Linked DNA regions of Homo sapiens: region 2 is linked to region 1. A link is an interaction called in ENCODE POLR2A ChIA-PET data of the cell type or tissue named here. Cell type or tissue: PC-3. All regions are shown on one strand. Links, peaks and the distances in the headings refer to the core of each region. The heading gives the core; the rest is flanking DNA.

Region 1 (2,500 bases), core at 1-2,500:
ACTGCTCCTCCCAAGAAGTCCTGTGCCAGATTGTCAATGACCTCAGCCCTGAGGTGCCCAGCAATGCCACCTTTCACAGCTGGCAGGAAAGAATCAGGCAGAACTATGGCTTCTACATCGGCCTGGGCCTGGCATTCCTGTCTAGCTTCCTCATCGGCAGCAGCGTCATCCTCAAGAAGAAAGGCCTCTTGCGACTCGTGGCCACGGGAGCCACTCGAGCTGGTAGGTTCCTGGGCCAGGAGAGGATAGGGCCCAGGGCAGCTGAGCTCTCACAAGGTCCGGGGCTGTAGTCTAAGAGGATGGCCTCAGCAAGGTACAAAAGGCTCATTGTCAACCCTATCTGGAATCCCACCTGCCAACAGGGTTAGGGTTTAGGGTTATAAAGGAAGGCCTCCAATAGGAGGTCTCAGTTTAGAGAGCAAACAGGATGCCTTCCTTTAGAATCCAATCTTTCCTGAGACCTTCATGATGTGTTTATTAGAGGAGGGAAGGGACAAGTCTCAGGACCAAGAATCAGATATGCATGTCTGGTCTTGGTCTTACTTCCCACCAACGTCATCACAGGCAAGTCACAGCTTCTCTGCAAAATGGGAATAGATACTTCTGCTCAGAACAATGTCAGACGCTGGTGTGCCCTCACTTAGCATCCAATTGAGCTCCCTTCTGGGCTGCCAAAAAATGGTGAACTGTCTGACCCCAAGGGATTTGCTTGTTTGGAAAATAAGATGTTTTTCCGTGAAACAGTGCTTGAGAAAAGGAATCCTGTGCAAAATGACTCATTCATTTAATCACCATTTATCACATGCCTGCTGTATGCCAGGGACAATGCTAGACATGGGGATTCAGTGTCCTCGTGGAACCTTCAGTCAAGTGGAAGAGACAGATGAGTCAATAGGCAGTTGTTTTATCATGTGTTAAGTGCCATCATGGGGAAAACACAGCCTGCTATGGGGGAATATTTTGGAGGGGTGTGTAAAGCCCAGACTTGGGGGATTAGGGGAGGTTTCTCTAGAAGAGATGATCTCTAAACTGAGACCTAGATTATGAGGAGACAGCAAGGTAAAAGGGGAAATAGGGAGACAGTGTTCCAGGCAGAAGGAATAACACGTGCAAAGGCTCAGAGGTGAGAGAACTTGAGTGATACTAGAAATCGAAAGTCATTCAGAATGGCAGGAGCAGGAGGGGTGCATGGTGAGTGAAGGGCCAGCTCATGAAGGGTCTTGTAAATGGAAGTACAGAGGCTGAGTGCAATTGTTAAGTGACTGAAAGGTTTTAGGAAGGCGAGTGACACAGTCTAATTTGCAATTTGAAAAGATCCCTGGTTGCTGGGTGAAGAACGGATTAGGGGACAAGCCTGGAGCCTGGGAAACCAAGTAGGTGAGTGAAAGGACAGAACTTGAGCCCGGGAGACGGAAATGGGAATGGAGACAACTGGTGGATTCCAAAGCTAGTTTTTGAAGGTAGAATTTACCAGCTTTGATACAGACCGGCTTCAAGCAAGGGAGGAGGGGCGGGGGAAGGAGTCAAGGATGACTCATGCTTTTGACTTGAGCAACTGGGGTGATGAAAGTGCTATTTCTTGAGATGAAGAGTGTAGAAGGAGGGACAGGTTTATGGGAAGATGATGCATTCAAGTTTGGACACGTTCAATTTAATGTTTTTGTGGGATATTGCACTTAGGAAGCAGACTATTAGGGTTCTAATTCTGGCTCCTCAATTCCTGGTGATTCAATTCTGGGCAAGAAAAGTATCTATTTCTATGCCTCAGTCTTCTCATCTATAAAATGGAGATAAGAATAGTACCAGCCTAAAGGGTTATAAGAAAATGCAACATAGTTAGAATCATACCTAGCACAGAGTAGCACTAGTATTGGTATTACTGTTATCTCAGTGAAAGGTTCCCACAGTTAGAGGTACTAGTGCACAGACTAGCACTAGTATTGGTATTACTGTTATCTCAGTGGGAGGTTCCCACAGTTAGAGGTACAGGTCTAGAGCCCATGTGTGCTGCAAAATGAATAGCTGTGAGGTGCAGAGATGAAGTCAGGAACAATGGTCATTGCCATTCCACCCTTCACTTCTAGACAAGTGTTGGAAAGGCCAGAGACCTTCCAGAGTGCCAGGGAAATTTCTGCTTGTGTTCAGAGAAGGTATCATTGACCATTCAGAAAGACAACTTCCCTGGAATCCATTTTTTTCTCCAATCTACTATTTCAGTATCTTCTGTGATTTCAACCCTTAGAGTAAAATGTTCTCAGAGTTCTTAACATTTATGGGAAATTCTGACCTTTTTAGGAACCTAATGAAAATAGGACACCTCTTCCTTAGAAAAGTGGGCATTCCCAAAAGCAACATAAATTTTTGGATTTTTATGAAACTGTCTCAAACCCATCTATCATCATCCATTATTATCATCATCGTTGTTGCTAATGTTACTGAGTATTGACTACGTGCCAGGTCCTGAACAAAGCAGACACAATTCCTGGCTTTGTGGAGCTTC
Region 2 (4,907 bases), core at 1,054-3,553, 250 kb before region 1:
ACCAGAACTGGCCCTGATCTCCCCACTGTGGGGAGGGAAAGGAAGGAAGGGAAAAGCAAGGCCAGAGGACGAAGAAAGAGAGACCAGTCATAGAATGTCCAGGGCTGGAAGTGGCCAAGGCTCACAGCTAGTATTGGTGAAGCCAGAGTTAGAACACCAGTCTCCCAGCTCCAAGTTGAGTTCTAAATAGGAACCATACTTCCTATTACAGGGGTTTTCCTTCTTCTGTGGTCATTGTATACCCAGGTCACTATCCCAGCCTACTCTTTCTTGGCAAGTCTGCACGGGACTGGGCTCCAGTGTCAATGTGTGACTCTCCTCTACCACATCCCTGATGTGAGCTGTCCAACTTCAAGTCAACCTCATACAGAAATGAGGAACTCATCGTCTACCTATGCAGCCCATTCTCTTCCCATCTCTCGTTATTAAGGACGTCTTTGTATTAGCCTGAAGTCTGTGCAGTGCCTCCCGTACCACAGAGAGCCCCAGACACAGCCACACACCTTTGATTCATTGAGTCCAGGAATGGCCTTTGCAGAGCTACAAAGGAGAAATAGTGAGAGATGCATATGAAGAGATGAGAGGAAGGAGAGAGAGAAAGAGAAAGAGAGAGGAGAAGAGAAGAGAAAGGAGGAAAGAGGGAAGAGAGAGGAGAGCTAAACAGACGGAGACATGGAAACAGAGATAAGCAGAAAGACAAAGACAGAGAGATGCTGGGGTTGGTATAGTTTGAAAGAGGCAGAAAGAACACATATTCAGATGCCTTAAGGCAACTAAAAGTGGATCCCAGCCCACTCAAAAAGCAGCACAATGACCTCCCACCTCAGCCACCCCCTCCTCAAGCCCACAACCATATCAGGAAGCTAGTGAGTCACTGTCCCCCTGAGTCACCAATTCCCACTCCTGAGCTTAGCAGGTGGCAGAGACATTCCCGGAAGTCTCTATGCCTACAGGGAAGGGTGCAAGTCTAACCCCACTGGCAGGCTTTTCCTGGGAATACAGAAAGAGAGGGCCCCCGAATATGGACTTCTGGAAGCTTCTGGTGTGTACTAGAAAAGGGAATCAGAAACCAGCAGGCCCAAGGAGATAAAAGACAGCTTCTGACAAGGCCAAGTCAGGTTTCACTGTGTCTTATTGCTCCTTCTGGCCCCCTTTCTTCTGTTGTTTTCCCTGGGCCCTTTTTCTCAGAAAAACCCCCTGGCTGCTCACTTCCGGTTGGGTCCATTAGTTTTCATGCTCATTTTTTCTTTTCCTGTTTTTCTCTTTTCAGCTTCAAAGAAGCCTCTTCCTCCTACTCCTGAAGACAACAGGGTGAGTGAGAGCGCTAGCTCCGGGTGCAGGTGGGCCCACAGGCTACCTGATTGGCATGTTCCTATTTGCATGTCCCCCTCTCCCCATAGTTTTCAAACCCTGGCTGCATGCAGCAGGCTGTCATGATTCAGCAGAACTCAACACATTGGGTATTTTTGGGCTTGAACTCTCTTGGGGGGTCTGTCCACTTAAAGGACCATTCAGCTGCTAAATCTCCATCTCACTTTATTTATTCAACAAATACTGATATCAAATTGGGTGGCCATTCACCTGACCACTTTGGAGTATAGTAGCAGCTCACTCTACATAAAAGTGTGTCTGGCATGGTGGCTCACGTCTGTAATCCCAGCACTTTGGGAGGCCAAAGTGGGAGGATCGCTTGAGCCCAGGAGTTCGAGACCAGCCTGGACAACAAAGTGAGACCCCCATCTCTAGAAAAAATTTTTAAAAATTAGCTGGTGTGGTGGTGCACACCTGTAGTCACAGCTACTTAGCAAGCTGAGGTGGGAGGATCACTTACTCCCAGGAGGTCGAGACTGCAGTGAGCCATGACTGTGTGCCACTGCACTTCAACCCGGGTGACAGAGCAAGACCCCGTCTCCAGAAAAAAAAAAAAAAAAACAAGGTGCACATCTACTCTTCGCAAGCATTTTGGAGACATACATTTGTTGATATTTTATATATTTCAAAGCACTTCCACCCCTTTATTATCTATTTTAAAACTTACTATCCGTTCTATCCACTTCAGAGGGTTTTAGTTTTATTCTCATTGTAAAGCTTGGGAAATCAAATCCCAAGACAGGTCTTGAGGCTTTTCCAAGGCCATTCAGCAACTTAGTAGGATGCAAGGTTTCTGGCGTGGTGGTCTTTAACTCGAGTGGTGGTTCTCAAAGTATAGTCCATGGACCAGAAGCATCTGCATCACCTGGGAGCATGTTAGAAATACAAATTCTTAGGCCCCACCCCCAGACCTGCTGTGTCCAAAACGCTGGGGGAGGGGCCCAGGAATCTGCATTTTAATAAGCCTCCTCACTGATCTATAATATACTGACTTACAAGTCTTAGATGGCATAGTACCTACTCTAGGGCAGCTTATTTTGTTAAGGAGATGAAAAAAAAAAGATGGGGGAAAGGATCATGACCTTTAGGTAGGGAATATGACCCTGACCTTATGATAATATTAACACCAATATCCACTTTTCTTTCTTTTTTTTTTTTTTTTGAGATAGAGTCTTGCTCTTGTCACCCAGGCTGGAGTGCAATGGCGTGATCTCGGCTCACTGCAACCTCCGCCTCCCAGGTTCAAGCGATTCTCCTGCCTCAGCCTCCTGAGTAGCTGGGATTACAGGCGCTCACCATCATGCCCGGCTAATTTTTGTATTTTTAATAGAGACCGACTTTTACCATGTTGGCCAGGCAGGTCTTGAACTCCTGTCCTCAGGCGATCAACCCACTTCAACCTCCCAAAGTGCTGGAATTACAGGCGTGAGCCACTGTGCCTGACCAATACCCACATTTGAGTACTCGCTCTTCATTCCAGAGCAAGTTCTTTAACAAGAGCTTTCAGATTCCATTTCCTCATGCTTCTTCCTGAAGAATGAGCTCTGCCTTTTTTCCCTTCAGCCAAAATGGTGACATTTCAAAACTGGCAGCGTCCCCATAAAGGAAGCTCTAAATCCTCAAAGCCCCAGCCTGGTGTTTAGATCTGTCATCAGCCTACTCCCTCACAACATGAGAGAAATGTACTGAAACTGTAGCAGAGAATGAGCTCTCTCTCCTTTTCTTTCACTGACCTTCTGCAGACTATTTCACCATCCCCTTTGAAGGCCTGGTTCGGAACCCTACTGCCCTCCCTTGCAGACGGTTCCCTCAACAGTCCCGCCTAAACCCACACCTCCCATCTTAAGTGAGGCTGCTCTTGTGTCTTTATTTTTGGTATCAATGAAGGTGAAAGCCAGAAAACACTGCTGGTCCTTCTCTCCCTACACTCTGCCATTTGGCTTTTCAGCCTTCTTGGAGGAGCATCGTGGATACTGTTTTGAGTGTTCTGACCACAAAGGTTTTGGAATCATTGTTCTAGTTTCAACCGCATGTCTAAATCCAATGCAACGGTTCTCTTGTCTGAGCCACTTGAAATCATTTCTCTCCTCACCTTCTTGTTCTGCTGCCTGAGTGGTAATGACATCTCGGGTTGTCATACAGAGAAACTGTTTTTAATCCAGTCTGAGCCAACAGGTCTCATGCTCTATGTGAGAAACACTGTGAGCAGGGCCAGTCCTCCGGGGACTGGCCAGTCCTCTGGGGGTTGGGGGATGGCTATTTTGGTTCAAGATGTAAAATATCCATGGTCAGAGTGAAGGACAATCCTAGGCCTCTTTTGCCTATGGATACAAACAAGGTCGTATATCACATTGAAGTACAAATTCCGATTCCTCTTGGCCCCCTGCATCCATGGGAACTCAAGTCTTCCTCTTACAGTCCCTCCCAGTCAACCCAGGGCTTGCTGAGGGGCCACTAGAATGTGTCTGCATGTGTCCTTTCTTGCTGGCTGCCTACTAAGGCACCCTATCCCTGCCACTGCTACCTGGGCTCTCTGTGAGGGCCCCTCAGCCCCGTGGAGCTCTTCCCACCTGGGGCCAGCAGAGGTCCTGGGGGGTCAGGTTGTGCTGAGGCCTGCAGCAGAGTGGTCAGGAGGCAGGATCCTCATTCCTTTCATGCCTCACCACATCATGGAGGCTCCCAAACAACCCTTCCTGAGCCCACAGACTCAGTTTCTCCAAATGCCATCCCTTGATTTTCTCACTCAAATCTAATGGTTCCCAACCTTATCAAACTCAATCCTGCCTTTTAATGACAGATATTTTGTAAGGTTCCTTTTGTTATCCTGAAAAGAAATTTATAACTAATATAACATATATATACACAATTTTTTAAAATTAAAGTACTTAATTAAAATTTTTTGTTGCTTTGAGACAGGGTGTCACTCTGTTGCCCAGGCTGGAATGCAGTGGTGCAATCATAGCTCACTGCACCATCTGTCTCTTGGGCTCAAGCCATCCTCCCTCCTCAGCCTCCGCAGTTGCTGGGACTACAGGCACTTGCCACCACACCTGGCTAACTTTTGTATTAAACATACTTTTTAAAAAGAATCAACAAATGTTCTAACTGTAATATTTAAAAAGGAAAGAAAAATAATATATATAACAAAATATGTGTTTCTATATAAATATTGGGACATGACTGCACTGGAAGACAGAATGAAATAGTCGAATTCTTGCACTGGCAGGTAGGATCCATTGGATTTGGCATCTCGAATGCAACTGATACAAAATGTGGTATTGGGACTCAACTACAGCATTACCACCAGTGATATAATTTTCCAAAATGATGAACAACTCTTAGTAAACTTCTGAACCAAAGCATAGTCTTCCCTCAAAGTACAAGGTAGTTGCATTCTTGGGAAATCCAGTACTTTGGATAGGGTACAGCTAGGATCTAGGCTCAGGATGTTCTTATATAATTACTGTATAAGCTGGTTTCTCACCACATGAATGTTTACCAGGATATTCGAAAGTTGTGGGGAATGTGGGACTCTA

The links. ChIA-PET counts read pairs that join two places held together with the same protein. Peaks named below come from ENCODE experiments on the same cell type or tissue, not always from the same donor. Only the 100,000 strongest peaks of a DNase experiment are listed, where the experiment ranks them.
Region 2: POLR2A ChIA-PET joins it to region 1 with 12 read pairs; 2 of 35 experiments call an interaction of 5 or more read pairs at or near these places.

The regions. Positions count from the first base shown.
Region 1 is chr5:157,463,112-157,465,611 of GRCh38, forward strand. NIPAL4 (NIPA like domain containing 4) reads left to right here. Exons shown (of 6, transcript NM_001099287.2): 2 at 1-222. Among named protein-coding and RNA genes, the nearest start is that of NIPAL4, 4.1 kb to the left of the region's middle. In PC-3, for the core only: no CTCF peak of the experiment used is centred there; DNase peaks (open chromatin) are centred at 850 and 1,550; H3K27ac peaks cover 975 bases.
Region 2 is chr5:157,216,597-157,221,503 of GRCh38, forward strand. ITK (IL2 inducible T cell kinase) reads left to right here. Exons shown (of 17, transcript NM_005546.4): 5 at 1,271-1,311. Among named protein-coding and RNA genes, the nearest start is that of ITK, 38 kb to the left of the region's middle. RefSeq lists enhancers at 70-129, 170-249, 3,270-3,319. In PC-3, for the core only: no CTCF peak of the experiment used is centred there; no DNase peak of the experiment used is centred there.